3 separate regions of the Mus musculus genome follow, and all the other regions are linked to region 1. Evidence: chromatin loops called from intact Hi-C (ENCODE). Cell type or tissue: left cerebral cortex. All regions are shown on one strand.

Region 1 (8,000 bases):
CTGGGGGACGGCTCAGTGGCTAATAAGATTGCCGCACAAGCCCGAGGGCCCAAGTTCAGATCCCTAGCATACATGTGAGAAGCTTGGCATGTTGCTGCCTTAGCTCCAGTGCTGGGGCAGGGAAAGAGGATTCCTAGAGCTCACGGGTCAGCTGGCTTGGCAGTCAGTGAGCTCCAGGTTCAAGGAGAGACTCTGTTTTTAAAAAACAAGGTGGAGAGAGGAGGGGAGAGCATCTCAGAGGAGAAGAAGCAAGGTGGCTGAGGACATGTACCCACATGGCGTTTTCCAGAGACAAGTAGCTATGATTTCACAAGGTTAGAAGTATTGGGATAAAGCTTCTATCATTATCAATTGGCTCTGAAATTATTGCATTGGCATCTTGTAAATTGTGCTATTATAGATACATAAATCTGGTTGGTTAATTAAAACAAGAAAAAATGGTGGAGAACAATAGATGAAGACACCTAATGTTGACCTCTGACCTCTTTGTGCATTCATAGTCTCACACACATGCATACACACACACACACCTACACACACGTGCATTAGCACTTTCGTATTTGGATATCTGACCCAGGAAGGAGTCTCTGTTAACATGTTTGGTTCCTGCCTTATGCCCACCACTTCTTTCAACTCATGTTTCCCTCCATCCTGGAAAACCTTAAAGCTTTTCACCCATGATACTGATTTTTCTTTTTAATATCTGATTTAAGTACTTTGCTAGTTTTTATATCAATACAAGTGCATGAACAGCCAAAAGGGAAAGAGTCTTGAGGCTGGAGATGTAGCTCAAGTGGTAGACACTTAATAACAGCCCATTCCAAGCCCTGGGTTCAATGCCCACACTGCAAACAAATATACATGCATGCATGCATACATACATACATACATACATACATGGATACACACATTAAAATAGAGATACACTAGGGCTGGAAAGATGGCTCATTGGTTACGAGTGTGTGGGGGGGCTACTTTTGCAGAGAACCCAAGTTCAATTCCCAGAACCCAGGATGGACAGTTCAAAATCATTTTTATTTAATGTGCATTCGTGTTTTGCCTGGATGTACGTCTGTGCAAGAATGTCAGATCTTTGAGTTACAGTTGTGAGCTGCCATTTGGGTGCTGGGAGTTGACCCCAGGTCCTCTGGAAGAGCAGGCAGTGCTCTTAACTGCCGAGCATCTCTGCATCCCAATTCACAACCTTTTGTAACCCAGGCTCCTGGGGTTCTGACATCTCTAGCATTTGCAGGCACTTGTGCTGTGTGTGCACACCCGTACTCAATGCATAGTTCAAGATATAAACAATTCTGGGAATCTTGACATCTACGCAGGAAGATGGTCACAACGGCATGCACCCATACCATAGCCACTGAGGCGCTTAAGTCTGGAAGCTAAAGTCTTTCCTGAGCATAGCAAGACTCCATGTCAAAAACAATTTCTACAGCCATGTGTGCCTGAAGGGTCATAATAGAACTGATAGGAACTAGCCAGTACCCAAGTCAAGCGTGTGGTCAGGACACATCTGCCTTTGAGTGCAGCGTCCTGCCTTCATTTTCTGAGCTGGCTGCTCTAATGTTGTGATTCTGAAACTGAGCATGTCAATGCATGCATATGCATTTGTCCTGCCTGTCTCTATTTCCTGCTGTGGACCCTCTCCCCTGCAATCTCCCTCTAGTCCTTTTTCTCCCATTGGTGATTTCAGGGTCTCTGTTCCTTTGCTGTTAGGAACGATCCTCCACTAGCCACTCAGTTATCCCTGGGAACAGAGAAGAGAGTTTCTCTTAGGCCATAATACATGCTCATCTTTGACTTCATGTGACTCCCAGTTATATGTCAGAGAAGCCAACTGATGCTCTTATGAGCATTAGGCACAGGTCCCCCTCCAGCCACTCAGCTGTCACTCTCCTGGCTCCTGGCTCCTGGCTCCTGGCTCCTGCCTCCAGTGCAGGCTCAGCTGCTGCTATTTCCTCCCATTTTCATTTCTTCCCTTTCTGCCCAGGTCTACAGCCTTCCTTTTGGGTTACTATTTGTTTGCCTCTAATTTTCAATCCTCCTGCCTCAAAACACTCAATCTGTTCTCCAGGCTCTGTTTCCTAGACCAGCATTCATCTTTTCAAGACGCTGAATGACTCTCCATTTCCCTCTGAACCTGGCAAGCACATTCATGCAGTTCCCATGTGTCCTGTGAGTTGGTGTCTCTAGAGTTGTCCCTACCCTGTCCGCGTCTATGTCAGTTTTCCCAGGTTCAAGGTTCCCCTGGTCGTTAGTCTTCTGATGCATGGAGCCCAGTAGACCAAGGCTGACCTGGAAACAGTAGGAAAACTTCTCACATCCCCTTCTCTGCTAGGAACTTTTACCTGTGTCATTCTACGTCTCAGAAGCAGCGCCTGTGATTCTCTGTGGCCATTAGAAAGGGGTCAGGCCCCAAGGACATTAGCCCCTCTTTGTGCCATCTCCTCTGCACCCCCGGCTCTGCTCCCCTGGGTGGGAGCCCGACTGAGGTAAATCCCAGATGCAATTTACATTGCCAGCCCGGCTGTGTCTGGGAATCTCATCTCTTGAGGATGGTAGCAGGGATGAAAGACAAAGGATGGCTCTGTGTGCCACAGACCACTCTGCTAGGCCAGGCCTGAGTGTGACATCACACACTTAATCCCCTCCATCACATGCTAGGCAGGCAGGCCTGGCTACAGCCTCATCCCTGCTTGCAGTCTTTAGTTCCACCTCTCACAGGTCTCCACCGGTATGTCACTTGGGGTTGGAGGAGACCCCCCTGGAGGCTCTAAACTTGGCACTAAAGGTAGCAAACTGAAAATTAATGTACTGTGTAGCCTTTCTTCCCCATCTATTAAAAAGCAAAAGCAAAAAAAAATCAAAAGCCATGATTCACCCAAAGCTGTCCTGCAATCAGTGGAAAGGTTAATTAGAATCTAGATCCCCCTGCATTCTTGAAACCATTCCCCCAGCCTCTAACAGGTAGAAGCTAAAGCTGCAGGCTTTGTTATCCAAGGGGATGAGCTAAGAAGGGGTGAACAGCAATTTGTAAGTAATTGAAAGCTGATTAATACAATTAGAGCGCTCTTCTTTACCCTGGCAGTCTCCTGTGCTTTCACACACACAATCCTGATTAGACCCAGGCAGAGCCTGCACCCGCTGACAGTACTGCGGCTTCCCGCAGCAGTTTGCACAGAAAGGTGTTTAAGTAATGCTTTTTGATCCAAAGGGGAATTGGCAAAGAGAAGTGCCTGCTCTGACCATTTCATAACCTCTTGCCCGCAACATGCCTCTGATCTGCTTCCCAGTCTTATCACTAGTGATCCTGACTAGGGGCCCATGGGCCCATGCCCACTGAAGCTGGGGTATACCCACTTCCCCTCACTCACTCTTCACAGAATAGGGAAAGTGAAGATAGGAAAGTGCCTTTTGTTTGAGCCCACCCAGACTGGAGGTGAGTGGTACTCTAATAGGGTCATACACTGGCAGAGCTGTCCCTCACCTGGGCTTCACAGGAGAGTCTGGGACAGCCCCCACCCCCTCCCCACCCCCCAATCCCCATCCAATTGCCTGTGACTGCTGAGCCCAGCACCTCAGCACCTGCCTCCCTGGCTGGCGGCCTGTGTCACTGCAGGCTGCCATCTGCCTCACCATGCTGAATGTCTCCATTGCTTGCAGTTTGGATTCTTGCTGCAAACAGCTTTGCCTGAGGGCCCCTTTCACAGGCCCGTGAGCGCACTGAGGAGTGGGTGGCTTTGCAGGGACAGGTGGCTGCCTGAGTACCCTACCATCTGTCCCTGGCTTGCTCTCAGCTGCTGTAGCAACATTCCTGGGGGACCTGGGTGGCCACACTTCCTCAGTGTGTTGTTGGTCACCTCCCACGCTGCCGCAGCTCTGTCAAACAGCCCCCGGTCGCAGCTATCTCCTGGCCTCCCACACAGGCACAAGTGGCAGCAGGAGGAGGCTCCTGGCACCCACCAGGTCCCAGAGCAGTTTGCCTATCTGGACGCCCCCACCAGTAGCATCCTCGAAGACAGACTGACCCACTCCCACCTTCCTGTCACTTGTTTGAAGTGCCAGTCTGAGCCCCCGCATAGGAAGTTTTACCCTGAGATGCCAACAGATCCCAAAGAGAAGAACTTCACCACAACCCCAACATAGTCCTCTGTGGTAACTGTATATACACACACACACACACACCAGAAAGGCTAATAATGACAATAGATGTTGGTCACATCCATCTTCCTCACAGAAGCCCAGCAAGGGACTCAGGATTTTGTCCCCATGACAGAAGGAATAGCTGAGGCTCAAAGAAAGGTCACTTGCCCAAAGACCCCAAGGAGTGATTAATGGAGCCAGGAGTTAAAGCTAGCTGTGTCTTCTTCCAAAATGCACTCTAACAAGACTGCCTTGTAGCCATTCATTCATTCATTCATTCGCTCCTTCCTTCCTTCCTTCCTTGGGTATTTTCTATGTGCCTATACTGTTTCAGACTCTTAGAAAACAGTAATGAGCAAAGCATCCAAATGTCCCTTTCCTAAGCTCTCACTTAGCACAGGTGAGAAACTTACAGTACAGCGTGAGCAAGCTAGGAAGGAAGGAAGGCTGTCTTAGTCAGGGCTGCTATTGCTGTAATGATACACCATGACCAAGCAAGCTGACAGGAAAGGGTTTCTGTGGCTTACGCTTCCAAATCACTGTTCATCATCAAAGGAAGTCAGGACGGGAACTCAAGCAGGTCAGGAACCTGGAGGCAGGAGCTGATGCAGAGGCCATGGAGGGATGCTGCTTACTGGCTTGCTTCACGTGGCTTGTTAGCCTGCCATCTTATAGCTTACAGGACCTCCAGCCCAGGAATGGTACCACCCACAATGGGTTGGGCCCTCCCTCATCAATCACTAAGAAAATGCCCTACACGTTTGCCTAAAGTCTGATCTTTATGGAGGCATTTTCTCAGTTGAGACTCCCTCCTCTTTGATGACTCTAGCTTGTGTCAAGTTGACATAACCAGCTAGCACAAATGGCATCATCTGTTGGATACTGAAAAGGAAGCTAGCACAAGGTGGAGGGAGCAGAACTGAAGAGGATGTCACCATGTCACACTCATCAGGGTGGCTGTCCTAAAGCAAGCAGTGTCGTGGTAAACCTGGACCCAGTCCACTGTGCACTGCTGACAAAAATACAGAACAGTGGGGCTGCTGTAGAGGAGTGTGGCAGATTCTCGAGGTATTTCTGTAGAATTAGCCCATTATCTAGCATTCTAGATGGTGGATATTTGCAGCCGCTGATTTAGCTGAAATGTCAAGGGTTAAAAGCAGGGGCTCACACAGATACTGCACGCACATATGCCTGGCAGTAGCGTTCGCTGGGACTGAAGGAGAAGACCACCCAAGTGCCTTCAGGACAAGTGGCTAAGTGAAATGCACTATACACACCACTCACTTCATGTGGCCTCCCGAGGGACCGACATTGTCACACAGCCTACCACATGGATGAACCTTGAGGTTAGGTGCTGGGTGACAGAAACCCAGTCACACCAGGACAAACACTGGGGGATTGCTCTTAAGAGAGATAGCTAGAGCTATCCAAGGAGATGGGAGGGGAATGGCAGGTACTGGTGCTTGGGGGGGGGGGTGCTGAGGCGGGGAAGGGGGGGTTGATTCGCATGATATGGGGCGGAGCTTCAGTTTGGAAGGTGACTGGAGCCCCGTGGATGGAGGGTGGAGGCACAACAGTGTGCTTGCAGTTAACAGTGCTGAACTGTAAGGCTAAAACTGGTTACGGTTGTAGATTTTGTTACCACAGTTGAGAAATAACTGGGCAGGCCAGTGCATGTGCCATTTTACTTTTAATGTAGTCATATCCGTGACTACAAAAGCAACTCCCAAAAGTAAAGGGGGTCATTTTGTCTCACCATTTGAAGGTACGCTGTCCATCTTGGCATGGGGCGGGGGAGCAGGGGAGGGAGAAGGCAAGGCGGATAGAATTCAAGGTGGCTGGTCACGCTGTGTCTGTAGTCAAGAAGCGAAAGAATTCTGATGGCGCCCAGTATTTTTATCAACTTGGACAGTACTGCTTGCATTTAGGATGGGTCTTCCTTCTTCAGTTAAGCCTCCCTAGAGAACTCTTGTGGCTACATCCCCAGCCGCATCTCCTAGGGGACTCCAAATCCAGTTAAGGTGACAGGGAAGGCAAATGTCACTGGGTCCTTTCCAGAAGGCTGGGTTTCAGCATAGACTTGAGGCAGGTATAATGGGGAGGCTAAAGGGCATCTAAGCAAAGACCAGAATAACACAGTGGAAATCCTCAGTCGCATATCATGTCCAGAGACCTGAGGCTCCCGACCTTGTAGTGCTGGGGTCTTCTGAGGCAAATACTGGAGCATGGTCCCCAAAGCCTCAGCACTCAGTAGGTCAGCATCGTCCTTTCTGGAGGTGGGTCTCTGGCCCGCAAGTCTTCAATTAGTTGTGTCATTTACTGAGTGCTTTAAGTTATTAAGCCACCCTTAGGAATACACTCAGGAGCGGACATCACTGGGGACCCTATCATCTGTGAGATTTACCTTGACTACACCAGGGTACATGGTACCTACGTTCCCAGCTGGTGTGACTTCAGCCTGATGGTGCATCGCTTCTGGTCCCTCCCACTCTGTCTGTCAGGCCTGTGTGGTCGTGGTTTGGCTTTGTCATACCTGTACCTCTAGGGAGTGTCTGAATTTGGTCTCTCTCTTGCACTAATTTGAATAAAACGTGATCCAAGCTTCCAGCTTGTTTTTCAGATGCCAAATGCCACTGGCTGGCACAGTTGTGCCCCTCCTGCTGGCCAGCTGTCTCACAGATGGGGACTAGGGAGTTGAGGGTAGACCCTTGCTTTAGGAAGTATTTATTGACTTCCTAGTTGGTGCCTAGCCCTGAAGTGACACCCCATTTCCTTTCCTAAATAAACAATTTGAAACATACACCCCATAGGGCTGCCAAAAAGTCCTTGTGGCCCAGGAAAGCAGCCTTTGCTACGTTCTTCTTGCAGGGTTGACACAAGGATCAGAGGTGACTATTAGTGTTCCCATTTTGCAACTAGGTGAATGATCTGGGCCTTTGGTGACAGGTCTAAGGTGGTGCTACCAGGACCAGGGAGCTGTGGTGTGACCCTGGGATGCCTGGTGTTGCTCTCCCATCCAGGGGCTTCCTCAATTCAGTAATACTTGGTGAGTTTATATGAAGACGGTTCTGAATTGTGCTGTGTACAGAATAAACTCTGCGTGCATGTTAGATGTCACCAGTACACATCTAAAGACAACCCGAAATTCCCCAAGTTAGACAAAATAGGAAGCTTGAATTAGTGACCCAGAGAAGTCTGTAAGATCTCCTAAGAAAAAAAAAATGGGATTTAAAAAAAAAAAGGAAATAACCTAGTTGAACGATGGAACAATGAGTAAGGAAGATAGAGGGGCCTCAGAATTAGAGGTTTTCCCAAAAGAAACAAAACAGATTGAAAATGAAGCGCTCACTGCACGCACCATTGAGAAGCACGTCCCAGTATTTAAGACCCCAATCCTCCCCCACCTGAGAGCTCAGCCACCCAGGGGCCAGTAGTGTCGCTTCGGCTGGGACTGTGTTTAAACACTGGCATATTTGTTGTTCTGGGAATTGAATCAAGATTGAGAAGCTTCTCCGAGAAGACCTGGCTTGCTATAATTGGCCTGTGCAATTTTCTGCTCACAGCCTCTATTCATTTCCTGCGTGCAGCCCACTCCATCTGGGGCCAGAGCATGGCTTCCCCGCCAAACACCACCTGAGCATGCTCCCAGAGACCTGTGGCAGAAACGGGAGGGGAGGTCAGAGTGCATTCAGAGAGATTTAACGATGCTTATGGTTTCAGAGTAAGGGGAAGCATTTTCGAAGTGTTGCCAATCCATGGTATAGGAGGCGCTGAGAGTCTTATCCCTGTGGGTTTGCTGAGCTGGTAGGGAACAGCCAAGGAGCGTGGAGACAGGCCTCTGGACC
Region 2 (8,000 bases), 410 kb before region 1:
AGGGAAGCGAAGCTTTGAGACTTTTGAGTGCTCACACCCCAGGCAGAGAGGGACCTGGCCTTTACCAGGTAGGGGTGTCACCCTGTCTGTTGTGTCTGAAGGTATCCCAAATAGATATATACAAGGCCCAAGAGGTAATGTCCTTCCTTCCCTCCCCACCAGGACAAGGAACCTGCAGCTGACAGAGGTGCTAGGCCAAGGTCAGAGGTGACATCATTGTTGGTCCAGAAGAACTAGCAGTGTTTTTTGTTTGTTTGTTTTTGTGGTGGTGCTGGGGATAGAACCCAGAGCCTTGTGCACAAAGCCATAGTATAAAACATTAATAATCCTCACAGTGTGGTGTGAAGCAATATTATAATTCCATTTTTCTCCTGAGGAAACTGAGGCTCTGAAAGATGATGTGACAGATGCAAAGATCACCCACTTAATGTACCACAGGGTCAAAGTCTGGGCAGACCCAGGCCAGACCATTTTACTGTTCCACACCACCCTCCCACAAACTGGGCTCGGACTAAAGATCTCACTGACGAGGACCAAATCACCCATGTATGCAGTTCTGGTAACTCCCTACACCCCTCTTACAGTGGAGGTGGGCACGTGTAGGAGGTTTATTTAGCATGCAGAGCCCTGGCATAGTCAATTAAGCCCGTCTTCTCTTTGTCTCCTTTGCTTGTTTCTCTGGCAGGCGGCACCATCAGCTTTATGGGGTATGTGTGCATATGGTCTAAGCCCCACAGAGTCCTATTATATACTCAGAAGACTAGAAGACTAGGACAGGAACAGGAAGATCTCAAACTCAAAGCTAGCCTGGGTTACATAGAGAGTTCTTGATCAGCTTGGATGTGACCCTGACCCCACCCCCACCCCCGCCTCCAAATCCTGTGTTGTAATTGCATGGTGGGAGGCTGCTGCATTCTCATAAGCTAGTGATGGATCTGACCATCTTGACCCAACCCACGCGCTACTTTGTTCTCTGTGCTGACTCCAGTAAAAGGAGGGATGAGAAGGGGGCAGGGCATTATTAGAGAAAGGGAGAAGAGCCCCGATCACACTGGCATTCGAAGCAGATCATTTATGTGTTAAAGAGCCTGACTTGATTGCTTAGTCAGGTCCCCGGTCTAACTGACCTCCATCCCCACATTCCATTCCCCCATCAGTCAGTTCACGCAGCTTTCACGGAATACGCGACACACTGAGCACTGCCCTTGGCCAGCAGCTCCACCTCAATCTAGATCACATCCTGGAAGTCGAGCAAGGGGATCAAACGTCTGGGGTGACCTCTGGGACTAGAACAAAGCCTCCAGGAGCAGCTGGAAGGTGGGGGTGGAGCTGGCGTGACAACACTGAGACTGGTCTATTGCACATCCGCTCACCTGGGTCAGGCCTTAGTCTAAGCACTGGGAGCAACTCATCTTTTCTTCACCAGTCCATGACTGTAGGACCTGTTACCCCATTTTACAGATGGAGGAGCTCAGGAAAAGGTTAGCTCTCTCTTGCTTGAGGTCACTGAGTGGCTGACACAGGCAGTCTAGCCCGAGATCCTGTAAGGTATGTTGGGAGGTGGGGGAAGGGGAGTTTTACCTCTGGCTCTCTGCAACGGTGTGGGCTGTGTTAGTTTAGGAAGGTGGGACCCACTCAAGGGTGTGTTTTTGAGCGCCTCGCACAGAAAAGGTGGTTTGTAACTATAGTCAGCACTGGGTGGAAGGGCAGGGGGCGTTTGGCTGAGAAGGCTCTGGCTGACCTGACCACGTAGTTTGCTGATTCATCCTACATCTGGGTCAGCTTTGGCTTCATCCCACAGATTTGCAGCAGCTGTTGAGAAATAAAAGCTTAGCCCCTTTGTCAATCGCAGGCAGGGGCAGTTCTTAGCCTGGGAGTAGCTCTGGGGGGGGGGGGGGGTCACACTCAGGAGCTGAGCTTTCTCAGAAATCACCACATTGTGTTTCCCAGCATCGTCTGTGGTGCTGGCTGATGGAGTGAGTGGTTTAGATAGTCTCTGCTGTCTGCATCCGTATAGCTCACAAGTTCCAGGCCTGCCCCCTGTGATAGCGTTGCCTCATGGCTCACTATCAGAGGTTTTCTGGCCAACATCTCTGGGTTGATAGTTCCAACCGCAACCATGGAATCAGAACCTGCCATCAGGCCCATGGCAGGAATTTTCTAGAAACCGGATAGCCTGTTTAGTCATCCCTTGTGATTTCTGCCAAGTTGAGCTAATGTTGCCTCTTTGTTTCTTTCCTAATTTGCCTTGCTTCTAACTTTGTCAAACCATCAATATTTGTTTATTTGTGGGTGGGTAAAGATCAAGTCTACAGGTGGTGTATATATTCGTGAGAGGAGAGGGGTTGCATGGGCCCCTATATGACTACTCATGCACACATATGTGTGTGTACATGTATGTGCATGCATGCATGCAGGCAGGTGGGTAGGTATGTAGGTAGAACAGAAAAGGACATAAGATGTCCTGCTGTTTTTTGGTTTTTGTTTTGTTTTGTTTTGACTATGCTGGCCATTGAGACCCAGTGATCCTCTGTGGCCCCGCCATGTTGAAACTATAGCTGCATCTACTCCAGCTGGTGCTGGGGGAATCCCATCACAGTAAGCACTGTTTACCTAGTGAGCCTCTCCCCAGTCCTAATCATTCATATTTTAACATTTAGATCTCTGAGTGTTAGGGGTCTGCTGTGACACTCTATTGCAGTCACCTGGCCTTTAGGAAGCTGGAAGACAGAGGTCCTGTGAGTGACAGGTGCTGACAGAATTAACCTTGGGTGGCTCTTTGCCAGGATGGTCACTGGAGAGAGGGCAGATGTGGGCATGAAAGACCTTTGCACTTTCCAACCGCAGCAGTGGCTGTGTATGTGACCCTTTTTAAAAATGCATAGGCTGCACTGGGATGTAGTTCAGGGGCACTGGTGCCTGGCACATCAAAGCCCAGGTTTGACCCCAGCAGCACCTTACAAGATTAAAACGCTAACTTTTGCCATTGACCATTTCAAGAAAAATCTCCCGAATCCAGTGGACTATGAGCTCTCACCCTCCATCCAGGCTTGGGGTTCAAAGGCAGCTGGATGGGAAGGGCCTGACTCAGCAGCACCTCCCTCCCACGCCCGCCTGAGGCTGGCTGTGCTGAGTTTCCGAGCTTTTAGTCATTCAGCCAGAGGCAGGAAACCAAGGAGGAATTCCTTCCAGAGTCAGATGTGGTGTCAGGGTTCTCTTAGCAAAACCCACAGAGGCAAAAGCAGAAAAGCATTACAGCAGGGTGTGAGGACACACGCCACAGGCCTGTAGTCCCAGCTTATAATACCACTGTTTAAAAAAATATATATATATGTATGTATGTGTATATGTGTATATATATGAGTTTTAAAAACATTGTGTGCAAATATATATACATACGTATATACATATATACATACATACACACACACACACACACACACACATATACACACACACACACACACACACAATCAGAAGATCCGAAAGTAAGGGTAAGGAGTTACGAGGCAACCGCAAACAGGCGACATAAAACAGGGCTTCCAAATGTCTAGTGTTGCATAAGATGCCTATAACAAAGTAACTGCGTCCAGAAGGAACCCCCTTCCGTAAGTCATCTCATTTACAGCTTGCTAACTGTGAAGCTGATTGATTAACTGTAAAACAAAGCTGACACGGAAAGGGTCTTTGAAGCGGGCGCTGACAAGACAAGGGGATGTAATCATAAACGGGGTCCCAGCATTAGTGAAGCGTCCCGCGTGGACGTGGCTTTGAAAACCCAAGTGTTTCCACATGTGATGCCTTCCTTGGGCCGAAACACCCTGCAGTGGGTATTATGTGCTCCGAGTGACCTGTCCACGGAAGTCTAGTCAGGTTCAGGGCCAAGATGACAGCCCGGCCACTTGGTGACCTGTTTTCTTTCCATGCTGATGTGTTTCTTCCCAGATGAATCTCTTAGATGATGATGGCATGCTAATGATTAGATGTGGGGGTTGGGGTTCAGTGGTAGAGAGCGCTCGCCTGGAATACATGGGGTCTTCAGTTCAGTCCTCAGTACCCCCAGCCCTGAAATCTCACTGTAATACTGAGAAGAATAAGAGCTCACTTTGGGGGCGGGGTGGATTTGGAGACAGGGTCTCTCTATGTAGCCCTGGCTGTCCTAGAACTCTGTGTAGACAAAGGCTGGACTCTAACTCACAGATCCACCTGCTTCTACATCCTGAATGTAGAAGATGTGCACCACTACTGCTGCTGGGGGTGCCTTTTTAAAAGTGCACTTAGCTCACAGCACTGAGTTATCTAGACATTACCACCACCACTAACACGAAGGATGATCTGGTCACTGTAGACATTCATCAACCTGGAAAGGACTCTGGATGCTGGCACCAGGACCTTGGCCCACCCTTCCTGTGCTGTGTCTTAGGTTCTAGGCCGATGTTGGACATTTTGAACGACAGACAGAGAGGTGGTAGGTGTCACAGCTTTTCCTTTTGAGTCAAAGTCAAGATTGGTATACCATGAACTCTTGGGACAAAGGGTCTTTATCTGGGACCCACGCATACTGTAGTCCTGCAGAGCCCACTAGTGGGCCTCAGGGTTCATGAGCTCCATTACACACAGACTTTCTGTATATGTACATTTCTGTGGCAGGAATGCCTCTGTATCCCTCAAATGGTTAAGAGGCCTGTTTTCAGGGGCCTCTGGGAGACTTCGCAGGCTTTAAGGCCGAGTGAGTCATTCTTGAAGCACTTCACATAGCCATTCTGTGTGATAGAGGCTCTCGGCACAGGCAAAGACGGCCGCTTCAATCTGAAGGCCACCTTTCTGGTTCAGGTAACAAGATCTGACTCAGGTATAGGGGCAAGGCACTGGAGAGGTGGCACATTGGTTAAGAGGGTATCCTCTCTTCAGAGGACCTGGGTGTGGCTCCCAGCACCCACATCAGGAGACCTAACCAACTGTACTCCAGCTCTAGGGCATCTGACGCCCTCTTTAGGCCTCTATGGGCCTGCACACAGTATCGTACACTCACACAGTTGTGCATATATGCATGAAAAAAGTTTTTAAAGAGGAGAACAGCTAGAGAGATGGCTCACAGTTAAGAGCACTGACTGCTCTTCTAGAGAACCTGGGTTTGATTCCCAGCACCCACACAGCAACACACACTATTCTGGAACTTCAGTTCCCAGGGAGCTGACACCCTCTTCTGGCCTCCAAGGGGAATTGGGCATACATGCGGTGTACAGACATGCATGCAAGAAAAACACCCGTACACATAAAAGTAAATAAAAACTTTAAAATTAAAAAAAGAAAAGGTCAGAATGTCTGTGTCTGGGTCTTCCTCACTGTTTCCAAGCTGAGGACTCTGATCTCCAGCCTGAGAAATGTGCAAGCCACAGACAGAGCTCACTGATGAATAAGTTCCTAAGAAATCATTGTCATGAAATTAGACCATGATGTGTTAGTCTATAAAAGGACCAGCTTTTCAGTGTCCCTTATAAGCACAGAAGCAACAACCGTTTCCTCCTAAGCCAGTAGGCCTGTCCTAGGAAACAAAGATCCAGCAATCAATGGAAACACTAGCTATGACCTGCTATCCTCCTGAGACCCAAGGAGGAAGGGGCGAGCATTTAGAGCCCAGGTTGCCTGGACCCTGATATTGTCACTTTCTTTTGGCTGTCATTGTTAGTTATTTATTTTTTGTTTTTAAACCCACCCCTCAAAAAAATACTATGGGGTTGGGATAGGGAGATGGTTCAGTGGCTAAAAGTACTTGCTTAAGTTTCTAACACCCTGGAGGAGCTAAAGAAAGTACTCAAGGAGCTGAAGGGGTCTGCAACCCTATAGGTGGAACAACAATATGAACTAACCAGTACTCCTAGAGCTCGTATCTCTAGCTGCATATGTAGCAGAAGATGGCCTAGTCGGCCATCATTGGGAAGAGAGGCCCCTTGGTCTTGCAAACTTTATATGCCTCAGTACGGGGGAATGCCAGGGCCAAGAAGTGGGAGTGGGTGGGTAGGGGAGCAGGGCAGGGGGAGGGTATAGGGGACTTTCAGGATAGCATTTGAAATGTAAATGAAGAAAATATCTAATAAAAAATTGGAAAAAAAAGTTTCTAACACCCAAGTCAGGCATCTTACAACCACCCTTAACTCCACTTCCAGGGTATCTGATACCCTCTTCTGGCTTCCAAGAGTACCTGCACATACATATACACACATATACACAAAATTTAAAATAAAATAAATGTAAAAATTTGGGTTCATTCATTCAGTTTATCAGTCTGCCTGTCTATCTATCTATCTATCCATCTATCATCACCTACATACCTATCATTACCATTGCGCTACACCCCTGGCCCTATTTCCTTAAAACTCGTAGGTAAGGGACTAGGGCTATAAATAGCTCTGACTGCATCCCCTCTAGCCTTAGCAGCCAGCCTCCTGCCTTTTGACAGGTTCCTTGGGCTACAGGTGGCCTTCCCCATACATGTGACTTGCTTCATTGCATGACAGAAGTCTGTAGCCCCATGTCATTCATCCTAGGTATGTGCTGTGCATGTGTGTATATGTATATGTATGTATGCATCTTTATGGAGATGTTCTTCACTGCCTGTCAGTGATTCTTGGGCCTTTCTTCTGCATGACTTCACCTTTTCCCTGGGAGGCATTCTTTTTTTTTTTTTTTTTTTTTTTTTTAAAGATTTATTTATTTATTTATTATATGTAAGTACACTGTAGCTGTCTTCAGACACTCCAGAAGAGGGCATCAGATCTTGTTATGGATGGTTGTGAGCCACCATGTGGTTGCTGGGATTTGAACTCCGGACCTTTGGAAGAGCAGTCGGGTGCTCTTACCCACTGAGCCATCTCACCAGCCCCCTGGGAGGCATTCTTTCTAGTTCTTTATAAATGTCTAAATTATTTCCCATTTTTATTCTTATTTATCGTCTTTCTCTCCATGAGAGTCAGAGCTCTATCAGGGCACTAGCTTCATCTGCCTTGTTCTTTTTTGTTGGTTGGTTGATTTGTCCTTTGTTTGTTTTCAAGACACGGTTTCTATGTTTAGCCTGCCTGTCCTAGAACTAGCTCTAGGCTAGCCTCAAATTCACAGAGGTCTGCCTGCCTCTGCCACCTGAGTCCTGAGATTAAAGGTACCCACTACCACTGCTTTGTTTGTTTGTTTTTTAAGATGTATGTATGTATGTGTGTGTATGTATGTGTGTGTATGCATGTATGTATGTGTGTGTATGTATGTGCGTGCTCTGTAGCTGTATAGATGGTTGTGAGTCTTCATGTGGTTGTTCGGAATTGAATTTTTTAGGACCTCTGCTTGCTCTGGTCAGCCCCACTCTCTCAGTCCCTGCTTGTTCTGCTCCAAAGATTTATTTATTATTATAAATAAGTACACTGTAGCTGACTTCAGACACACCAGAAAAGGGTGTCAGATCTCATTTTGGGTGGTTGTGAGCCACCATGTGGTTGCTGGGATTTGAACTCAGGAAGAGCAGTCAGTGCTCTTACCTGCTGAGCCATCTTGCCAGCCCACCCATGCCTTGCTCTTTCTCATGCCTCTTGTATTTAGAAAAGGCACATCGTAGGCACTCAGTTTATAGCTGCATAGTGAATGTCAGCACTTGCAAATTCTAAAACAGAAGAAAACCTGATGTGTCGTTAGCCGTGTCAGTGCTTACGGTGTATTATTAGCCGTGTACGTGCTAACATCAGTGAGTATAAGAGAGCAATGAAAGCGAGGTGTGTCTTGCCTGTCAGATCGGAAAAACTGACAGCAGCAATCGCATTGGCAAGGGAGCCTGGAAACGGGCCCTCGCTGCTGCAGGGTGGAGCTTGGTTTCAGCCTTCCCAAGCAGTGAATCCTGGCTTACTCCTTTCATTTTTCTGTCATTTTCTTTTCTTCTTCTTCTTTTTTAATATTTATTTATTTAATGTATATGAGTACACTGTTGCTATCTTCAGACACACCAGAAGAGGGCATCG
Region 3 (8,000 bases), 74 kb after region 1:
GAGAGGTGCTGTCAGTGGTGTGTGTGACAGGTGTGAACCGTGATGGGGGGCCACCTGCAGCTTGGGCATCATGGTATCAAGCCATTAGCACCTTTTAACCCAGCAATTCCCAGCCTTGGCTGTGCGTAAAAATAATCTAGAGGTGTTTGTTTAGACACATCCGAAAGTGCACTCGCCTATTCTGGGTCAGTGGGTGTGAGGTGGGGCCCCGGAATCTGCATTATTCATAACCATTCGTCAAGGTGGGACAGACAGCCCAGCCATCCTTTGTGAAGTCTGTTTTATTGGCAGAGGGCCTTTGAGAGAGTCTGCAGGGGAGAGAAAACTGCACTCTCTGAACCTTGCCGGGGGAGGGGGGAAGTTCTGCTGCGGAGCCCCAGCAGCATGATTGATTAAACTTGGACATATCCAGCTGCGTGGAGATCCCCACCCCTCCACCCCACCCCCACCACCTCCCGCCAGCTGGTACTCAGCATTGGCAAGAACATTCGCTTCTCGGTAGGTTTCTAGTCTATGTCCTTCCTCACTTGGTTCTGGCAATAGACAGAGCAACTGACTGCATTCACCCAAGAGAGAAACTGAGGCAGGCAGGTAGCATAGGATGGTGTATGCACGGGAGAGACAGGGCAAGCATGCCGACTGCCTGCCAGGTAGTGTGCTAGGCATCTTCTATCCAGATTCCTTCTAAATCTCGGACTGAAGCCAATCACACAAAGTCAGGCACAGTCAAGGGCCGGAAGACCGGAGCTTTCGACTCCAAGTCTGTCTCAGTCCTAACCCTTGGTCTTTCCAGAAAATGGACTTTTCTCTGGATGACAGTACTTCCGCACCTCCCTCTGTGGGGTCCCACCCCATGTCAGCAGGGTTCATGAGTGATCAAACTCCGACTCAGAATGGGCCTTCATTCTGCCAGCTACCAGAGCCTGGTCCACATACCATCTCTTCAGCGGGTATCTTAGGGTTCCCTGGCTCAAAGCTAAGACCTTTTCCCCACTTCTTCTAGATTTTTCCTAAGAGCTAGCTCCTACAGGGCGGAGAATTGTGAGCTGCTCTTCCAGAAAGCCACTTTTGGTCAGACTCTCCTCCACCCCACTCTCCCCATGAGCCCATGAGTCAGACTTGGACTTAAAAACAACACAGGGTCAGGAGTTGGTATAACCAGGCTCCTATATCCAGTCCCAGTTGCCAGACACTTGATCACTTGAAGCTTCAGTGTCCCTATTTGCAAGATGGTACCACCTCTTCTTGTCCCCACCCACCCAAGGACATGTGGAGACTGTCTGCTTTTTTTGATACCCATGTCACAGCATAATCATTTTATGATGTAGACACGTCTGACATAGGAAAAGTCACAGTGTGTGTGTGTGTGTGTGTGTGTGTGTGTGTGTATGTAAGGTCTAAGCCCCTTCGGTCCTCCTACAACGACAGCCTCTGAGACCAGGTTCTTATCTCTCTCCTTAGACTCAGACCCTCAAGAAGGCTGAGTGGGCTCCCCCAGCAGCCAGACTACCAGGCCAGCTTATTCTCCTGTAATCCCTGAATCTTGGCCCCTCAACCCCTACCCCCACTCCATCTGGCTGTCCCCATCCAAGAAGCCTCATGGGGATCCTTGAGAACAGGGCTTCACCTGGGCAGCCAGCTCCACTCTGAGTCGCTTCAGTTCTGCAGGGTGAGGAAGGAAAGGCAGGGGAAGGGAGAATGGAAACATGGGTTGGGGGAGTTGTTGTTTGAGATGGGGTCTTGATGTCTAGTCCTGATTGGTCTAGAACTCACTGTGTAGACCAGGCTACCCTCAGACATGAGGCAATCCTTGTGCCGTTGTTTCCTGAGTGCTAGAATTTGCCACCATATCCAGTCCTCTGTTAGGTCTTAATTGCAGTTCTCAGCAACCAACAATCACCCTGATTTGTTCTCTGTGCCTGGGCCTCAATTTCCTGAGCTGTGAAATGGGAACAAGAATCTCTGGCTCTACGATGGGCAGTAAAAGAATGCAAGAAAGATGGCAGAGGAGGACATGGTTTCCAAAGATAGGCATGATCACTCAAGCACGAAAGCCAGGCCCATGGGAGCAGGCTGTAATCCAGTCTGCAAGAGGTCTAAGCAGAGGGGTTAGAGGTTGAAGGTCAGCCTGAGTTAGGGTGAGTCCAAGGCCAGCATGAGCAAATTGGTGAGACCTTGTCTCAAAATAAGAAATCTAAAGAGGACTAGATACAGATTCAAGATCAACCTCAGAATGAGTTCAAGGCCCTCTGGACAACTCAGCGCAACCCTTTCTCAGAATAAAAACTACAGAGGGCTGGGGTGTCCAGCTTAGTGGTTAGAGTGTGCCTAATGTGTATGAGAGAGCCCAGGTTCAACTCACAGTCCCACAAAGAAAACAGGAAAACCAAAAAGAAGGGAAAGAAACCACACAATTCTCCATTCTTCTCAGTGAGTCTAGTCTCTAACAGGAAGGAGGAATCATGAGGAAGTCATGTCATCTTGTCATACTCAAGGCTCATGGAGGGCCTCCCCACACTGCTGGGAAATCAGAATTAGTCCCATTTGACAGATGAGAAAACTGAGACACAGGGGCTCCAATGACCCCACCTGAATGATGCAACTGAGAGCAACAGGGAAGGCCCTCTCCTCTCCTAGCTCCAGCCCTCACCTTGCATCAGTCATCATCCCAGGAGATCCCTGTCCTGGCCTGCTTCCCTCTGTTCATCCTGACCATGCCCCAGTCCAAGTCCTCACCCAGCCTGTTCTGGGTTGACACTCTCATATTAGACTCAGTAGGGCAGTGGGTCTCAACCTTCCTAATGCTGCGACCCTTCAATACAGTTCCTTGTGTTGTGGCAACTCCCAACCGTAAAATTATTTTCATTGCCACTTCATAAGCGTAAGTTTCCTACTGTTATAAATTGCCATGTAAATCTCTGTGTTTTCCCATGGTCGAAATCGACAGTCCGCCAAGGGGTCACAGCCCATGGGTTGAGAACCTTGACAAAAGAGGGACACAGCCAAAAATGATAAGCCTCTCCCACGCGTCAGTGAAAACCAGAGTAAACAGGGTTCCATCCTCGCCGGCCCAGGGCTTACTGGAGATGCATCTGCACACGCAGCAGCCTGCTCCCAGCACAGCTGTTCCCTGAACTGCGGCAGGGATTTGCCTGGCATGGGAGGCACAAGTGTGGGCCAGGCAGCACCTTGCCTTTACACCTGAACTCAGTCATCACCCCAGGAGATCCCTGGCCTGGCCTGCTTCCCTCTGTCCATCCTGACCATGCCCCGGTCCAAGTTCTCACCCAGCCTGTTCTTCTGGGTCTTTTAAGCCACTCAGGGACTGAGTGAGGAGTCTGGCCCAGGTCATAGACGCTCCTGTTTACATGTGACCTGAGAGGAAGTAAGCAGACTGTCCCAGCAGTGTCCTGGGACAGCCCAGGGTACACTTGTCCTGCTAGGAAGTAAACAGCCTGTTCCCTGGCAGGGTAATCCTGTGGCCTACCTACCTGCCTCTACAAAGGAGGGGATTTTTTGAGGAGTTCCTATCCACATCCCCAAATGGCTTCTATGGCTATTATGGGTTCTGTGAGTTGAGCCCAGCACGGAAGACTGCCCTGGGCATCCTTGCGAACATGTGTCTCTTGTATGTATTTTGCATGCTGGGGAGGTGCACCATGCCTTAGCATCCACCAGTGCATGTGTCTGTAGCCTGGAGCCCGGAATGGGTGATCTTTTCCACTGAGTGTCTCTACACACATTTGTGTGTCTGTGTGTGTCTGCACGAGAGTGGAATGCAGCCCCTCATGGGCTGGCACCCAGTCTGCGAGCCTAAGTGAGGCAAAGGCTCCGAGTGGCCCTGCGCGTCTCCCGCGTGTGTGAGCGCGCCGTGTGAGCGCGAGGAAGTGGTTGCTCTCCTGGCTCGCTCGCTCCCTCGCTCTCTCCGTGCCCGCCAGCCCGCCCGCCCGCGCGCGCAGCCCGCACACTCACCGCTTGGTTGCTGCCGGGTGACGCGGGCTGGGCCCGCCCCCTGCTGCCGGCCCCGCACTCACTCGCACCGGCCGCCGCCGAGCAGGCAGCAGCCGCGTCAGGGCCGTCCGGGGGCCACGCTGGCGATGACCGCAGCCCCCGCAGCGCCCCGCGGGACCCGCTGACTTGCCCCCGGGCCGGGGTCACACCGGGCCGGGCCGGGCCGCGCGCCGCGGCGCTGCCTGCATGACCCTCCGGCGGCGCGGGGAGAAGGCGACCATCAGCATCCAGGAGCATATGGCCATCGACGTGTGTCCCGGCCCCATTCGGCCTATCAAGCAGATCTCCGATTATTTTCCCCGCTTCCCGCGGGGCCTCCCCCCTACCGCCGCGCCCCGCGCCCCCGCGCCCCCGGACGCCCCCGCGCGCTCTCCCGCAGCCAGCGCCAGCCCCCGCAGCCCCTCCGACGGCGCCCGCGACGACGACGAAGATGTGGACCAGCTCTTCGGAGCCTACGGAGCCAGCCCAGGCCCCAGCCCCGGCCCCAGCCCCGCGAGGCCGCCCGCCAAGCCCCCCGAGGACGAGCCGGACGTCGACGGCTACGAGTCAGACGACTGCAGTAAGTTTCCCAGTCGCCGGCCGCTCGCCCCCTCCCCGCACCCGGGTCCCCGCAGGGCAAGCGCCGCCGCCGCCCGGAACAACCGCACGGGAGAGCTGGGAAGTTTGGGGGCGTCCTCTGGGGCGCCCCGTTTCCAGGCCTCCGCTCCCCGAGGCGCGCCCCGCACCCCTTCTCGGCCCGCGCGCCAGGAGCTCCTGCGCGGGCGGCGGCTTTTGTTCCCGGGAAGGGCGGAGCTGCGCCCCGGAGAGACACCAGTTGCTGCGGGCCGCGCGGTTGCGCCAGGCCCCAGAGCCCTGTGCGGGCTGTCCCGGGGTGTCCACCCGGAGAGCTGGGGACCCTGCGGTAGCTGGGGCGGGCCCGGCGGCCCGCACCGCGCCACGGCTCTGCTGGTGCGCGGGCCGAGAACCAGGACCGCGGGGCCGCTTGTCCTTTGGAAAAACCTTGGCGGTTCCTCCTCCCGCATCTGCGGACCCCGCCGGCCCTGGCCGTGGACCTTCGCCCACCTGTTACGCCGGCTTCCCCGGTCAGGAGGGTCCCCAGCCGCGCCCCCTCCTCTCGGACTCAGCCCCAGGGAGACAACAGACACCAGGGTCTCCCGAGCCAGGCCAGGACCTCTCCTGGTGGCTTGTGTGGTCCCTGAGGATGCCTAACCCTGCCCACCAGGGACCATCCAGGAAGCCAAGGAGGGAAGAAGTCACATCACCTGTCCCGTGAATTTGCTGAGGGCTGTGGCTGCGGCTGGGGTGACTACATGGAAGGGCCCCAGCCCAGCTGTCACCCTGTTTCACTTAGAAAAAAAAAAAAAAACAAAGCCAGCCTCAGAACCTAGTCATAGATGCCATGGGCCCATGGGATTGGGGGGACCCATCCCAGCTTGCCCAAGGCAAAAGCAGCCCCTCCTCCGTGCAACATTGGTAGTTATGCCTTGTCTGGGCGTTCCCCAGGGCCTCTGGGCTAGGGGCTGACTGTTCCCCAGCATACCATGTGCCTCTGGACGCTAAGGATGGGAGTTCACAGTGTCACCCTGGGAACAGACTCCACTGTTCACTTTAGAGAGCCCATCAACAGAGGTGGATCAAGCCTGAGCTGGAACACTGCCTTTTGTGTGCGTTCTAGACCTGGACCCCCTAACTCAGGGCATATGGAGAACCTACCCACAAGCATAAAGGCTGGGGAGCAGGCCTTGCCCTCTGCTGTCCTGCAGGTTGAGGGAAACTAGGTGGGCTGAATTTATTAAAATCTTCAGAGCTGCGCCCTGGATTTACTTTCTGCCCAATTCCTGGCACTCTGTGCAAGGATCCAGGCTGGCTGCCCTCTAGGGAGGCTCTAAGTAAGACCACAGTTAGCCCCCTTGGGGGATCCAGAGTCATCCTGGGAAGAGAGGATAGAAGTGATTCCCATTTCCAGCATTCTCTCTGCAGGTGAGGGAGTGAGCAGGTGGACAAAGATTGTGCCTGAGCCACAGGCCACTCTCCAGGTGCCATAGCAGCTCAAGGGATGACATAAGACCAAGAGGGAGGAAACCCACCAGAAAGAATAAAGCAAGCCAGAAGCCCCACCTCCTGTCTGTCAACTCCGGTGTTTTCAGGACACTCTTTGAACAGCTGGGAGTGGGGCAAACAGAACCATGCTGTGTCCCTGGGCTCAGGCCACAGGTGTCCTCCCTGGAGACAGGTTCACATGAGTTGGATCCTAGATACAGCTTTCTCAACTGAAACTGGGGGCTGGCCACACCCAGACGACTATGCTACACTAACAAGTGTGGAGAAGAGGCCTGGAGCTTGCAGAGCCGGGAAGTGGGTATGAAGCTGGGCATCTCATTGGGGCTAAGAGCACGAGGATTGTAGCTCTCACAGGTGAGGAGACCCTGAGCAGGACCACCCTGTACCTGGCACCCAAGGCTGTGCACCCTCTGAGCTCTGACAACCAGATCTCTTAGAATAAGCCTAAGTGATTCAAGCCAGATGGTTCATTATGGCTTTAGCCAGGGTTATGCTATTTGCTGCTCTAATTATTGGATTATCTGTTCGGACAAAAAGAAATGAGGGCGGTTGCTCTGTTGTCCAAGCAGAGGCGCAAAAACAGCCTGTTTGCTTAGCCATGTTCTCCTCTTTAAAGCCCCTCCCTTGCCTGTCACTACAAAGTATGCAAGTATGGGCACATGAACACACACACACACACACACACACACACACACACACACACACACACAGACACACACACACACACACCTCATTCCCTACTGAGCTTAGGAGGCCAGGGAAGAACACACAGCATCACTCAAGGCCCCAGCTCCCAGGTATCCCAAGCTACCTGCTGCCCATGTGCAGAGGGAATGCAGACCCCAAAGCTGCAATGACTAAGAGGCTTTGGACTGCAAGTACCATGAAATCAATTCAAAGTAGCTCACGCCAGCCGAGGCAAAGGTCCTGCTGCAGACACCATGGTAACCTGGAGCAGCCCTCCAGCATCCCTGGTGATGAGGCTTCTGTCAGTCCTTCCTCTCAGTCAGCTCTTTCCCTCTTGGGCTGAAAACCAGGGCAGGTTCTCTATTCCCAAGGGCATATGGATAAGGAACATCAAATGCAGAACCTAGTCACAATGATGCTCTCAGACTCCATCAGCTAAGCGGGACCCTCATGATCCAAGGTGGCTGCTGTGGGTCCAGGCATCACATATATAGAAGATCTTATTTGATTTAAACAAAATATGTTCTATTCTCATGTCTAGGATCCAGAAAATCTCTTAGAAGTTCCCAGGAGGCTTGTCCTTTTGTCTCATTGGCTAGAAGTGCATCACGTGCCCATGTTCCCAAATGACTCACTCAGCTAGGTCAGGACGGGAGCCCAGGGAGGTATGGAGCAAGGGTGAAGTGGGAAACCATTGTCGGGTCTTCCTAGAAGGTTCTCCTGGGCATGGCATGTCGTAGCTACTGAAGTGCATGCCTCTTCCTTCACCCAGAATGCCTTTGGGCCTCCATCATATTCTATCATATTCAACAGTATAATGCCAATTGTGTGTCAGGACACCGTCCAGGCATGGGCTGGACCACAGTCTCTCATCTTAGGACAGTCACAGAAACTCAGCAAGAGGCCCAACATGAGGGATGGGGAGGCAGACATCCTCAGAGGCCTCAGCTCTGAGGCAGGGGAAGGGGAAAAAAGGCTGGCAGAGTTAAGGGGAGTTGGGGGAGGGGAGCAGCAGAGGAATGGAAATGTCAGAAGCACAGACCAGTGGAGGCATGGTAGAAGGAGCAAGTGTCTAAGGCAAAGGAGAGGGGCTGATGAGGTCACAGCGATCATATAGAAAGGTGTAAATGCCAAACTAAGGATGTCTCAACGCCATGGACTTCTGAAAGACTTGAAGCAGGGAGTGGGGGTTGGGGGGGGGGATAAAGGAGCTAAAGTCTCAGCTCTGTCTCTAGACTCCG

Evidence for each region. A loop is a pair of places that touch in the nucleus more often than their neighbours do. Peaks named below come from ENCODE experiments on the same cell type or tissue, not always from the same donor. Only the 100,000 strongest peaks of a DNase experiment are listed, where the experiment ranks them.
Region 2: it touches region 1 in a loop (3-fold over the local background); 2 of 42 quality-filtered maps call a loop at or near these places.
Region 3: it touches region 1 in a loop (7-fold over the local background); 2 of 42 quality-filtered maps call a loop at or near these places.

The regions. Positions count from the first base shown.
Region 1 is chr11:75,865,805-75,873,804 of GRCm38, reverse strand. All of the region lies in intron 4 of Rph3al (rabphilin 3A-like (without C2 domains)), which reads left to right. Among named protein-coding and RNA genes, the nearest start is that of Rph3al, 41 kb to the left of the region's middle. In left cerebral cortex, a CTCF peak has its summit at 3,629; DNase peaks (open chromatin) are centred at 3,801, 4,611, 7,713 and 7,929; H3K27ac peaks cover 174 bases.
Region 2 is chr11:76,280,754-76,288,753 of GRCm38, reverse strand. The region is part of intron 1 of Nxn (nucleoredoxin); the gene reads left to right. Among named protein-coding and RNA genes, the nearest start is that of Mrm3, 41 kb to the right of the region's middle. In left cerebral cortex, no CTCF peak of the experiment used is centred here; a DNase peak (open chromatin) is centred at 3,117.
Region 3 is chr11:75,792,091-75,800,090 of GRCm38, reverse strand. Doc2b (double C2, beta) reads left to right here and starts at 4,031. Exons shown (of 9, transcript NM_007873.3): 1 at 4,031-4,570. The coding sequence starts at 4,198. It overlaps Gm12339 (predicted gene 12339), which reads right to left and starts at 4,282. Exons shown (of 4, transcript NR_136933.1): 1 at 3,973-4,282. In left cerebral cortex, no CTCF peak of the experiment used is centred here; a DNase peak (open chromatin) is centred at 3,942; H3K4me3 peaks cover 1,700 bases; H3K27ac peaks cover 327 bases.